Regions from separate parts of the Homo sapiens genome. Here region 1 is linked to region 2. The links are chromatin contacts, found by Hi-C in ENCODE. All regions are on one chromosome and are shown on one strand. Each heading gives the region's core, a stretch centred on a gene start or an enhancer-like site at or near the end of the contact. The rest is flanking DNA. Distances are from core to core; before and after follow the strand shown.

Evidence for each region. A loop is a pair of places that touch in the nucleus more often than their neighbours do. Pooled maps may share reads with other maps.
Region 1: a loop to region 2 is called in a map of PC-3, with 4 times the contacts of the local background. The contact joins two enhancer-like sites. A Hi-C loop is called at or near these places in 2 of 168 maps with a recorded cell type or tissue (PC-3 and heart right ventricle) and 2 of 50 pooled maps.

Annotation. Positions count from the first base shown.
Region 1 is chr2:18,990,000-18,996,126 of GRCh38, reverse strand. LINC01376 (long intergenic non-protein coding RNA 1376) reads left to right here. Exons shown (of 4, transcript NR_135287.1): 3 at 763-808. All of the region lies in intron 5 of LOC105373456 (a long non-coding RNA gene), which reads right to left. Among named protein-coding and RNA genes, the nearest start is that of LINC01376, 34 kb to the left of the region's middle. Within about 2 kb of position 4,871, at least 13 of the 41 ENCODE cell types and tissues checked have a DNase peak (open chromatin) inside an H3K27ac peak, as active enhancers do.
Region 2 is chr2:18,434,024-18,440,235 of GRCh38, reverse strand. The region is part of intron 4 of LOC105373454 (a long non-coding RNA gene); the gene reads right to left. Among named protein-coding and RNA genes, the nearest start is that of RDH14, 120 kb to the left of the region's middle. Within about 2 kb of position 3,380, at least 4 of the 41 ENCODE cell types and tissues checked have a DNase peak (open chromatin) inside an H3K27ac peak, as active enhancers do.

The DNA.
Region 1 (6,127 bases), core at 3,622-6,121, 550 kb before region 2:
AAGGGTTGTTTGTTCCTTTATTTGCTTATTTTAATTAAAGTCAGCATTTTCACAAAAGTTGTGGTCTTTTTAATTGTGCACACTTTGTGCCTTAGTTTATCTGTGTTCAGTTCCTGGCTAAAGATCATTTGTTTTCATAAGAATGTACATGTGTCTGAAGCATCAGAGCTACAGCCGCTGCTCCCACCCCATCCCTGCAGACTTCATCCTGCTCAGTCCAAGGCAAGGGAACTATCCACTGGCTCAGACCCATTATGAGAGAAATCTAGAATTGTCTTGCCTGCTAGTCCTGGGCCAAAAGGAAACTGAGGTAGCTCTTCAGTACACAAGAGTCTAATGGATGGCAGGTCTCTCAACCCCCACAAGCATGCCCACCACAGGCAGAAGATGCCCACTGCCATCCCTCACCAAGCCGACTGAACACTCACAATCTCATAGGACTGGTCAGTGCTGAGTTAATGGAACCCTTTTGGAGCCTATCAATGGGATTCCTCAATACATCCAACAAGGGCTTCTACACTTTTTCCTCATTCAAGACATACTGAGCTTTTATCCCTCAAATGAGCCCATGCAATTGGTGCCTGTATGGTCGACACACCTGACAGCAATAACTTAAGTCTACCCTGAGAATAACCCCATATAGCAGACGGACCTGACAACAATTATTTAAGAAATGAGGGTGCTCATGTGGAGGTTGCTGAGGAGAGGGTGCTAAGTGAGGATGTTATATAAACTGCATTTTTTTTTTTTTTTTGCCAGCAGTTGTGGTTCTCCTGTCCAGCCTGCCACCACTGGACCATCCCTGTATGTAAGTTCACCCAAATAAAACCATAGGCCTCTTTTGCTGGCTGTAGGTCTCTTCTCTAGCCTCTTGAACCCAGTGCCATCCCTACTGAAGTTATTAGGGGTCTGGCATGACAGTGTCACAGCATGCTTCAATGCCTGCAAAATAGACTGAGTCTTATGGTTTTGTCTCTGTTGAGTTTATTCTGATGATGGCAAGGTTCTTATCCTTTTCACTCATCCATAGTCGATGAGAAAGGCCATCCACAGGAGCTGACACCCCAAAGGGAGATCACCTATCACCCTAAATAACTCAGGTCTGGTCTCCCCAGCACAAGTGTCAATATGGGCAAAATTCCTTCTGACTCAAATCCCAAAGTCCTCCACATTTCTTGCTTATCCAGAAGATTCCCTTAAGCAGCCCAAAATCCTCTGAAGGGCTTGACATGTGCTGAGCTCCTGAAGGCTGTGGGTAAAGCCAACCATGGAGCTTCAGGGGGTGTTTGCATGCTGAGCAGGCTTAGCAGAGACACTGTACCAAGCAGTGTTTTTAGAGTGAAGAGGAATTTGAGTTTTTCTCATCTGGGACCAGGAAAGATTCTGATATGACCCAGAGGATTACAGTAAGAGAGACTTTTCAATAATGGGGTAAAGAGGAAATCAGACTGAGTTTGCAGGAGGCATCTTGGGGTTTTAATCCCTGCTCAACAACTTACCAACTCTGGGGCTATAAGCCATTTATTTCTCTTAGCCTTGATATCTTTATCAATTAAATAGAGATAATAATATGCATCTTGAGGAGTTACCCTGAGAATTACATGTGGCCATGGTTATAAAATATCTAAACAACATTTGGTACACAGTAAGTGCTCAATATATAGAAGCTATTTACTACAATAAAGGAGAGTTAAGGCAGGTTACTGGAATTACTTCATCATTTTCTCTAGATCTGAGAGATTCCAAAGGAGCTGATATAACCAGACATATGGCCTAGTCAGTTCTAGGAAAATCTATAACAAAACTCACTTTTCTTATGAGCTTCAGCAGAACTAAGAGAAATAACTGCTCCAAAGTTTGGAGAAGAGCAAAAGGCTGAATTCAGGACCTATTTGTCTTACAGACAAGTAGAAGCTCCCTACCGCATACCCAACACCGCATATGTGCACAGAGGTGCACAAACGCAAAGGTGCAGACACACATGCATACATGCACATATTCACATATGGAGCTCCCACTCCAAGACTGAGCTACCTCCCTTGCCCACTGTTCTTAAGCTCCTATGCTGTATCAAAGGAGAAGAAACTGATGTTTCAAGCTTGTTGAATTCTAACTCATCAAAATAGTTTGGGTTACCCCCTGTGCTACTTTACAAGGCACTTAGGCATTTTTTCATGGGGTTGGGAAATCATGTTTCATCAGTAATAAACAGGATCAACCCCCAAAGACTGAAGCTCAATTTCAAGCTCAGAACCCAGGAGGTCAGAGTGGATTCTATCACAGAAAATCACAAACTCCCTTTCCTCAGCAAAGCAAAACATATTCTGGGAGAAAGAGAGGAGGCTTAAAGTCAGGCACAGCAGTTTCTAATATTTTTCCACTTGACTTTTCTTAATTAGTGTTGACTAGCTTAATGAAGCAATTAAGGGGCTTATTTGCTTTTTAAAATCACATGTGAAATTTAAGAAACCTTGAAATAGAAGAAATATTTGTCCCCAAGATCTTACCCCACAAGGGATATCAGTTTGAATATTCTCCAACCACTAGAAAGTGAGAACAACCGACCCTGTTCTCCAAATGAGGCCCAAGCAAAACAGAAATCGCAGTAGCCGACTCTGCATGTAGAAATCCTCAGTAAGTGAATGGCTGCTTTTCAGATGTTATTTCTGAGACTTCCATGAAAACAACAATGATAATTAGCTTTTGATAATAAAGACATCTACCACTTATTGATTAATTATGAACTAACAATTGTGCTGCAGACACAATTAGATTATTTTAATATTTTCGTATATTATTTCAATTTAAATCTGTAAATTTTCCCTCCTCTTTTTACTAGAGTAAGAAAATAACGATTCACAGAGGGTGAATGGCATGGCCAGGGTCACACACCTGTCAGGACCTCGATTGAAACTTTTCTCATTCAGACACATGGTTTTCCCATGACATTTCACTTTCTTCCCTTGTGATAATTCTAAACCAGGGGAATTGTGGCTTAAGCACACCAAAGATCATTAAATAACTAAATTTGTGTGTGCATGTTTACACCTATATTTATATAAATAGCATATATAATAGTAAAAATTACATTATTTTAAATAATTATATCTAATTATCTGTATGACAAATAAGCCCCTAATAGATGGTATATTAATCATATGTTTATAGTTTTTTAAGTGATTTACATGTAATGATAAGCCTACATATCACAATTTGTAATTGATATAAACATAAATTGATAATAGTACAAATACATATACAATATATTAAATGTGATATGTATGTGACATATACGTGAGGCATACAAATCCATAATATGTAATACAGGCCATAATATAACATGACATATAAAACATATAATACATAATATTGTGATATATGTAATGTGTTTGTATAAAATACACAATACATGATATATAATACATGGAAATTATGTCTTTAATAATTGTGTATAATTACAGTATTATCAGAAATTTTGATAGAGGGTTAACGATTAGATTATTTTATATTTATTTTAATAAATATATCCTTAGAGGACATATTTATTTATTTTAATAACTATATCCTTAGAGGACAATATTCTATATTACAATATAACTCAATCAATAAATTTGATTATTAACTAATAATATTATGGAGTAATTAACTGGACTATCCAGAGTTTAATGTGTGCATCTGGCCATACACAAGTTCACATTTATTGCCTACCATGTGCTAGAAACAGTGCAAAGCACTTTACATATCACCTTTTTAAACCTTCCCACAAACCAGCAAGGTAGGTACCATTCACTGAAAAGAAATTGAGGCATATATCAGTTAAATATTCTTTTTTTTTTGTTTTTCCTTTAGGGGCACAGAGCTAGCAAAAGAGCCAGGAATCAACCCTTATTTTGTCTTATTCCAAATGATATAGTGTTTGTATTCTACCAAGTCAGATAAGTAGGTGGAGAAAAGACAAAGTGACAAAACACAGGAGGGACAAAGAGATTATGCCTTCATGCTTCCCTGCTCCTTGAAAATGTAGTATATGCCAAGTTTTCATTGATTCAGTGGGTAAGGCAAGGGACACTGGCCTGGTGCCAGTTCAACCACTCTTTCAGTCTCTTGTTTATTCAACAAGCTGTTCCACTGGGTCCTGGGGAAGAGGGAATTATTTGGGGTGGCAGCCCATGGCATATGTCCTGATGCAGCCCATGGCATATGTCCAAGCCCCTCCCAGTGTGACACTCTTGTGACCAGGGTCCATATGCTCATGGCACTCCCTTGGACTTGGCTATTTTTTTGTTGCCTCTGGGACTGCAGGCTAAATACTTGGCACTGAAAACATTGCCAGCAGCAGGACAGTTTGGGAGTACATCCCACATGGGCACTGAGTCAACAGTGCCAACAGGAGGAAAACATATGAGCCCGGGGAGATTTCTTAACTATCTGCCCAGTGGGGGAAATTGTTTATTTTCTACATATCTCCCAAAGAACCCATTTATGAGCTCCATTTGTGACTTCAAACAGGTAAGTTGGCAGAGACATGGCAGTGAAGATAAGATGATGACTAATTAATAGTCTTGCAACAGGTTTCAACACCCAGATCTACAACTACCATTATTTTTTTTCTTAACCACTAACATTTATTTTCAAATACAAACATGCTTCTAAGTATTTTTCTTAATACAGATAATAGTTTTATCTTGTTCCTGGCACGATTTCCTCTTCCCGATAGGGTTATAAATAGGGTATTCCATTTGGCAAGGGTCTTGTCCGTGGCATTGGAGAGACGATTCTATAGTTACTGTAACAAAACAGCACATAGTTGGCATATTTCTCCCCAAACTTTCCTAACATTTACACTGCCATCTGCATACTTTTCACTTGACTTCACTCTGAAAATTGACTGTTCCTCTGATACATACCAGAGACTTGGCTACTTGGACATTTGGAAAAAAAATAAAAGGAGCAAAACATGAAAAAGGAAGCATTCTTCCCATTTCTGATCCCAGGCATTCAATACTTGTAATAGTACAGTAGTTTGTAAGAGTGGTTTAAGGTAGCTTCCTTTAAGGTCAATTTTAATTTTAAGATTTTAGGATTCTGTGAATGAAGGGATAATTCATGAATATACTAATATCGATAACTGCTTTATTTTCCTGAGTTTATATGGCTAATTGCCTATATTCAAATATATATGTAGAAAAATGTGGGAGCAGTATGTGTGTGTAAGAAAACTCAAAAATGGGTCTTAAAAACACAATAAAGTTAAAATGGAAGATCCAGACCTAAAACCCTTTCCAAAGTTCTGCTCCCAACATTTCAAGTAAGTGTTAGATAATGCAAATTAGTTTTTAAGAGGATTAAGATGTTAGAACATAATATCTCTGGAAGTTCAAGGATTTCCATTGTTGTGAGACAAAAAATGCATAAGAATACAAATCTCCATAGTTTCGTCTTCCAGATAACCTGATAACCCCCACCAGTTGGGCTTCACTTTCTTTTCAGGTTTAAAAAAAGGAGGGGGAAGGTTTTGGTAATAGCTGCAGGAGTTATTGATGAATTGAGGATTCTCCAAAATGAGACTTTTAGAGAGATAGAATACACATAGCCCTTGCCTGAAGAACTGGATAAATCCACCCTGTCTTCATCAAACATGGTTAGCCCAGGCATCATTTGAATGAATGCGAAGGGAAAACTAACTTCTCGATGTTTTTTCTTGAAACTCTGCCTGTGCATTTGCTCATGTCATATGAGCACATAGAAGAGAAGCCAGGTCACTGAGTGAATATTGGCCCATAACACATTTTATGGAAGGCTATTTGGTGCCTAGTCACCCCCAGAATGTCTTCATATGAGGATTTACTGAGCCAAAAACAATTTAAGATTTATTTGAGAAGTCACCCAAGTGATGAGTCCATTTGTGGATACAAAGATATTAGTGATTAGAATGGTTGCATTGGAGATGAGAAGTTTCATTGCTGTTGCTGCTGTTGTTTTATTCTTTTTCTATGCTCTTATGCAAAATACTGTAGGAAAATAATTTTTTAACCAAGTTTAATGTGAGATTTTACTTGTGATTTTGATATTTTGATCCCAAGCCTTTGGGTAATCAAATACTTACAGTTGGAGAAGTCAAATTTTC
Region 2 (6,212 bases), core at 2,131-4,630:
GACTCAAATACTGAAATAACCAAGTTCATCAAGAAAAGTCTTCTAAAGAACATAACTAAAAAGTGAGGTGTTTCCTTATCCTCAGAAAAAATCTAAAATGAAAATTAAGCAAAGGCAAGTTCAGAGGGCTGAGAGAGATACTAGGATAACTGGAGCTTCATTTCATAAGCACATTGAAGGGCAATAAAAGGGAATCCATGGGGTACAAATAAAGGAACCATTGCTGCAGCTTCTCAAAGAGAGTCGTAATTCTTCCCCAGGAAATGATGTCGATACTTAGTAAAATAACAGGCAAATACTGAATAGCAACATAAATACCACAAAGGCTAATGAATTCTAGAGTGGTCACTGCGTGGACTCATAGAAACCTGGAGCCAAGAGTGCTAGGTAAACCTCATGGTTAAAATGTGTACAATAAGTAACAACTATATCCACACCAGTAAGGTTAAAAATGTCTGAGAATCAGAATGTCTGGCAAAGAAAGATTAGGAAGAATAGCCAATTCAACTCTCTTGATTACAAATTGAGACTCAGCAAGGAGAACCAGCTTACCAAGATCCTGGTGCTGGCCAATGGTAAAATGGGAAGTTAGATATAATCTAGTTTTATTTTCTCTGAGAGGCAGTATAATTTTATACTTTTCAACTTCAGTAAAATTTGCACATGTTAGACGAAATGCAACTGTACAACTTGTTCTGCTACTGTGAGCACATGATTTTGGAGTAAGAAAATCTATATATTTTTTACCTTCAGACATGCTATTTTGGAACTTGCAACCCAAGTTCTAACTGTCTTTGTGTCATTTTATCAAAAGCAAAGAGAGAGTTGAGCAACTTGTTTCAGAGAAGAACAAAAGTCAAGAAAGAAAACCACTATCTGAGACAGATGACTGAGAGTCAAGTTGAACTCGAGAATACTGAAAACTCCAGATACTCAAGGAAAAAAGAGAAAGGCAGGCCTATGTCTGTGAGAGGAAAGGGGATCTTACCGTGCTGAAAACCAACTTAAATCAAAATCCAATCTAATTGCAGGCATGTGACCTGATGATACCACCAATGTTATCATGATGGCATTTGTTGAATACTCACCATTTCTCGAGGACTCCAGTCAGCTCTAACACTCAGCAGCCTCTGCCTTCTACTCTTCTCTGAAATGACCAGAGACTAGGTGCAAGAAATAGTGCTGGGCACCAGTGCTGGTGAGCTAGGCTTGCATCTGTCTGGCTTTCCATATTCTAGGAGCTCAGAGCTGGAGGTGATGGGAGTGGGGTGGGCTGTGATACAAATTAGAAGACTATAAGGGCTGCCTCAGTTAGCACAGCAGGACTTTCAGAGGAGGTCAGAGCTGCTCCAGAGACTGGAACTTGGTGTTTGACAGAGGCTGATATAACTAATGTGCATTGACTTTGAAACAGAGTTCCCTGAATTAAAATTCTGGTTCTGCCACTAACTCCATATGAGGTCAAGGAAACTCCTTACTCTATTTCATTTACTTTAAAGCCACATTCTTTTCCCTATATTTTAAAATCTCTGAAATTCTGATATGCCTTATTAACAGTAGTAGCATCTTACAGTTATAATTGGCAGGCTTTTTTTTTTTTATTTCCTTAGGTGGCAGTACCATCTTAGTCAACTCAAGTTACTATAACAAAATGTCATAAACTGAAAGGCTTATAAACAGTAGGAATTTACTTTTCACAGTTCTGAGGGCTGGAATCTGAGATCAGGGTGTCCACATGGTTGGGTTCTTGTGAGGGCTCTACTCCAGATTGCACACAGCTGACTTCTGCTTGTATCCTTACATGATAGAAAGAGCACTAGCTAGCTCTCCAGCCTCTTCTTATAAGGGCACTAATCCCATTCATCAGGGCTACACCCTTTTGACCTAATTACCTGCTGGAGATTCCCACCTTCCACCAGATTGGGATTGGAATTTCAACATACGAATTTTTGGGGAAAACAAACATTCAGTCCATAGCACATGCCTTACAACTGTCAAATCCATTTAAGTTTAGCCTGAGGCTGCCTCCATAACTTGGTCCCTATATAACAAACTGCAATGTTATTTAGGAGTAAAACAAACAGCTCAGTTTCAGCCAATCACAGGCAGCCAACTCATCACACCATGCCCAAATAAGGCAGATACCTAGTAGTAACCAATCAAGTGATTTCTCTACTTGGCTTCTCTGTGTACCCTACAAAAGCTCCTGTTCACATTGCTGGGCAGAGGTCCCTCAACCTCTTCTGGTTCTGAGTGCTGCACGATTCATAAATCATTCTTTGCTCAAATAAAAGACTGCTAAATTTAATTTGCTAGCTGAGTGCAGTGGTTCACACCTGTAATCCTAACACTTTGGGAGGCTGAGGCGAGAGGATTACTTGAGGCCAGGAGTTTGAGAGCAGCCTGGGCAACACAGGGAGGCCCCATCTCTACAAAAAATATAAGAATTAGCCAGGTGTAGTGACACGTGGGGAGGATTGCTTGAGCCCGGGGGGTGGAAGCTGCAGTAAGCCATCATCATGGCACCAAATTCCATCCTGGGCGATAGAGTAAAACCCTGTCTCAAAGGAACATAAATGAATTTCATTTGCTAAATGTTTTCTATTAACACAACCAATGGCAATTTAGGTTTGGCAACATTATTGGTATTTATGATATTTTGTTTAGATGGACATATAGAAACCTGCTCAGAAATTTACTGCAAAGGTTAAATTAGATAACATTTTTAAAAACTTAGAAAAGTATCAGATATATAAGAATTGCCTCAAATGGTAAATGTAGATATTAAATAACTCCCCCTCTTGGCCACCTGACCCAGGCAGGATTGTCCCCAGTTCTTGGCTCACAAGGATTACCTGGGAAAGTAGAATAATAAAAATAGCGACTATTCACAATTGCTTATTTGTTGCCAGACAGTGCGCTCATTGACTTTATGAGCTTTATTCCACTTTCTCTTCACAAACCTCTTAGGATTCTATTATCTGCTTACCTGTCTAAGATCACACAGTTAATAGGAACACTCCATCTTGAATTGTTTCTTCATGACACCAAATTCATGCTTTTCACTATCAACTAGATGAGTACAAGTTGATTACTGCAAGCCCTGAAAACTCCAGGAATTATTCTATAGTCAGTATAGCAGACCTCTTCCTCTGGGCTCTACTATGTGTGGATAATGGACTTTTCTACCCAGCCTAGGAAACTGGATTAATATACTGGAGCAAAATCTCAGAAGCTGGTTGAGAACTACCCAGGTAATACAGCAAAGAATCTGCAAAGATGCCTAACTCTGACTCAACCCAAGATCATTCCTAGCTTCTGGTGCAAAGCTCCAACTATGACAACTTCAAGTAGAAGAAAAGGGGGGTGGGGAAACACCATCAGGGTCTTGTTACAACGGTTTGAACTCAAGCAATCTCACGATGGCTTCTCTGGGCCAAGGCCAACCGCAATGGTGTGTTCCTCACAAGTAGTCTTTTCCCATTTCTTGGACTCCCTGAGGTGTATTCAATAATGCACTCCTCATTCTGAAGCAGATGGAAAAGCGTTTAAAAAGGTGCCAGGTTTATTTATGGAAGCATGAGATTGAATTTAAGAGATGCTCTTTGCCAATATGAAATGTGAACTCTCAAAACAGGAAGTGTGCTTTACTGCCTATTTATTTTACTGCCGTATCAGCTGCCCAGAGCTGAAGAATCCTTCCTCTCAGGAATTATTTATTTTCTAACTTCTGAACCAAAACATCTTGACCATCAAAACTCAAGCTCCTTCCTGCCAGATTCCCAACTACAAACATGTGCCTCTCTGTCTTTCAGAGTGGATCTATCGAGGGTTTCCGTGAAAAACATTTTGAACTCATATTTTGTCCTGAATCTTCATTTTTATGTCCATGGAGAAGTTTCAAACAAATTAAGTCAAACTACAAAACATAATAAAAATTTTAAGTACCTTTTAGAATAATGCAGGGATTCTTGAATTTGCTCATGTATCCTAAGATACCCAATAGTTAATATTCTGTCATCATTTAATTGGTGAGAAGACGTTAATTGTTAAGAAAATGATTAATCATTTGAACTTATCACTATTACTTATGGTAATAAGGAAGAAGTCAACCATACTTTAGTGTGTTGTGCACTACCCAGTTCTCCTCCTGCACTGATAGTTTCACAACTTTGCAGAGTTGAAAGTTACTACTCTAGTCTTCATTAAATAGGCCCAAAATAATTTGCTAGAAACAGTTTTTAATATAAGTAGAAATAGCCTAACATATATGAAAGCACTAAACTGGAACTCAGAAAACTTGTTCTTATTCCAGGATCTATAGATTTCAGCCCTGGTGTGAGCATTTGTGCAAACTTCCCCTCTAAATGCCAGGTCTTCAAGGAGGCACAAGAGATATACATAAATAAAAAACAGGCTATGGGGAGAAGTGAATAATATAACAAAGGACAGAGCTGCTGTGTTAGAGTTCTTTTGGCTTTGAGGAGGAACCATCCCAGTCCAGTCCACAGTGAATACTTGTAAATAGATATGTTTTCACACATGGGCTTTACCTACAAACTTCAAATCCTTGAAACTCTAGGCAGAAGATATGTTACAATGGCGCCACCTTCTGGATACTGTCCAAAACACATATTTTCTTCATATTTTTCTCCCACTCAGAATTCCTCAATGGCTCCCTATTGTTGACAGAAGAGTCTAAAATCTTCAGCATTCAAGGCCTTTTATAATCTAGCACAAGTTTATGTTCAGGTCTCATCTACTGACACTCTACATGGGTAATCTGTGCTACTCGCCAGAATAAATTCAGAATTGTCTGCATTCTAATGTTCAAACCTAGCATTAATTCAATGCAGTTAAGCCAGAGAGAAACACAAAGCAGTTTAGGGGATTCAGGGCCAGAGTCTCAGTTCGAAAATGGCTAGCAGGTATGGGATGTCCCCATACCTACATTATGCAGGTCACTCAGTGCTCACAACAAGACAGCTCTTCTCTGTGGCTATTTAGAGGTTTAAATAGAAGCAAAGTTAGCCATAGATAAAACAGATTAAAGGACATAAGTACACACAAAAAATGTACATAATAAAAATAAATATAAGGAAACAGATGGCTAAATTCACAGATGATCAAAAATGCATGGTAAAGTCAAGCAATATTATGTTTGTCCATCAAACTTGTAAAGATTCTTTTCACACTGATGGTGATGCCATGTTGGTAAGGGCCCAGGAAATAGGCAACCTCATCAACTTCTGCAAGGCAGCATTGCTGGAGGGCAATCTGCAAACATTCAGCACAAGCTGAGAACTGTCCTTACATTATAATCCTGAAATTCTATTTTAAAACTTTACTTTAGGATATTATCATAGTTTTATACTAAGAAATATCTACTGGAATGGTAATTATCACTGCAACATTAATTATTATAGAGAAAACGTTGAAATAAGTTGCACGGCTAACCATAGGAGATTTAATATATTCATATAATAAATTTAAATAGTCATTAAAACTGTTATTATGGCAAAAGTGTCCATTACATGTCTATTGTTCATATTATGCTATTAAATGAAAAACAGATTAAAATCCAATGTATTCTGTCTGATTCTATTTTTGTTTTTTAAAATGCGTGCATAGAACGATAATCAGAATTACTACACAAGATCAGTGGTGTCTTATTCAGGTGGCAGCAGTATAAATTATTTTAGTTTTATTCTTTCTCAAATTTTAAAATGTATTATAATAAATCATATATTTCTTTTATAATCATACTAGTTTTAAGAAAGAAAATGATAATAAAAACCCAATAAAAGCAAGATGTCTATTAAGTGGTATCTGTATATAATATTCAATTTAACTGAATTCCGCTTGTCATGATTTTTGGTTTTGGTCAGTGCCTACCACAGCTCAAAGTCTCTGGGATACCTAATATTTCCTTCTTCACTACATCCAATGTGGGTGTGGGTGTGGTGAAATGGTACCTGAACAATAGCAAGTAAACCCTGTAACTGAACAAAGCCTTCTGCAAAGCAACATACACGCTTGTATAAAGAGCCAGAAAAATAGTTATGTGTTTGCACCTGATAATTCCATTATAAGGGGATTCCATTCTGACATAATTACCTTGAAAGAAGGCAAATATCCATGCTCAAAAATACTTATTGCTGAGTTATCATTAATAATGAAAAATTTGGAAACAATCTAAATATCCAGTAATA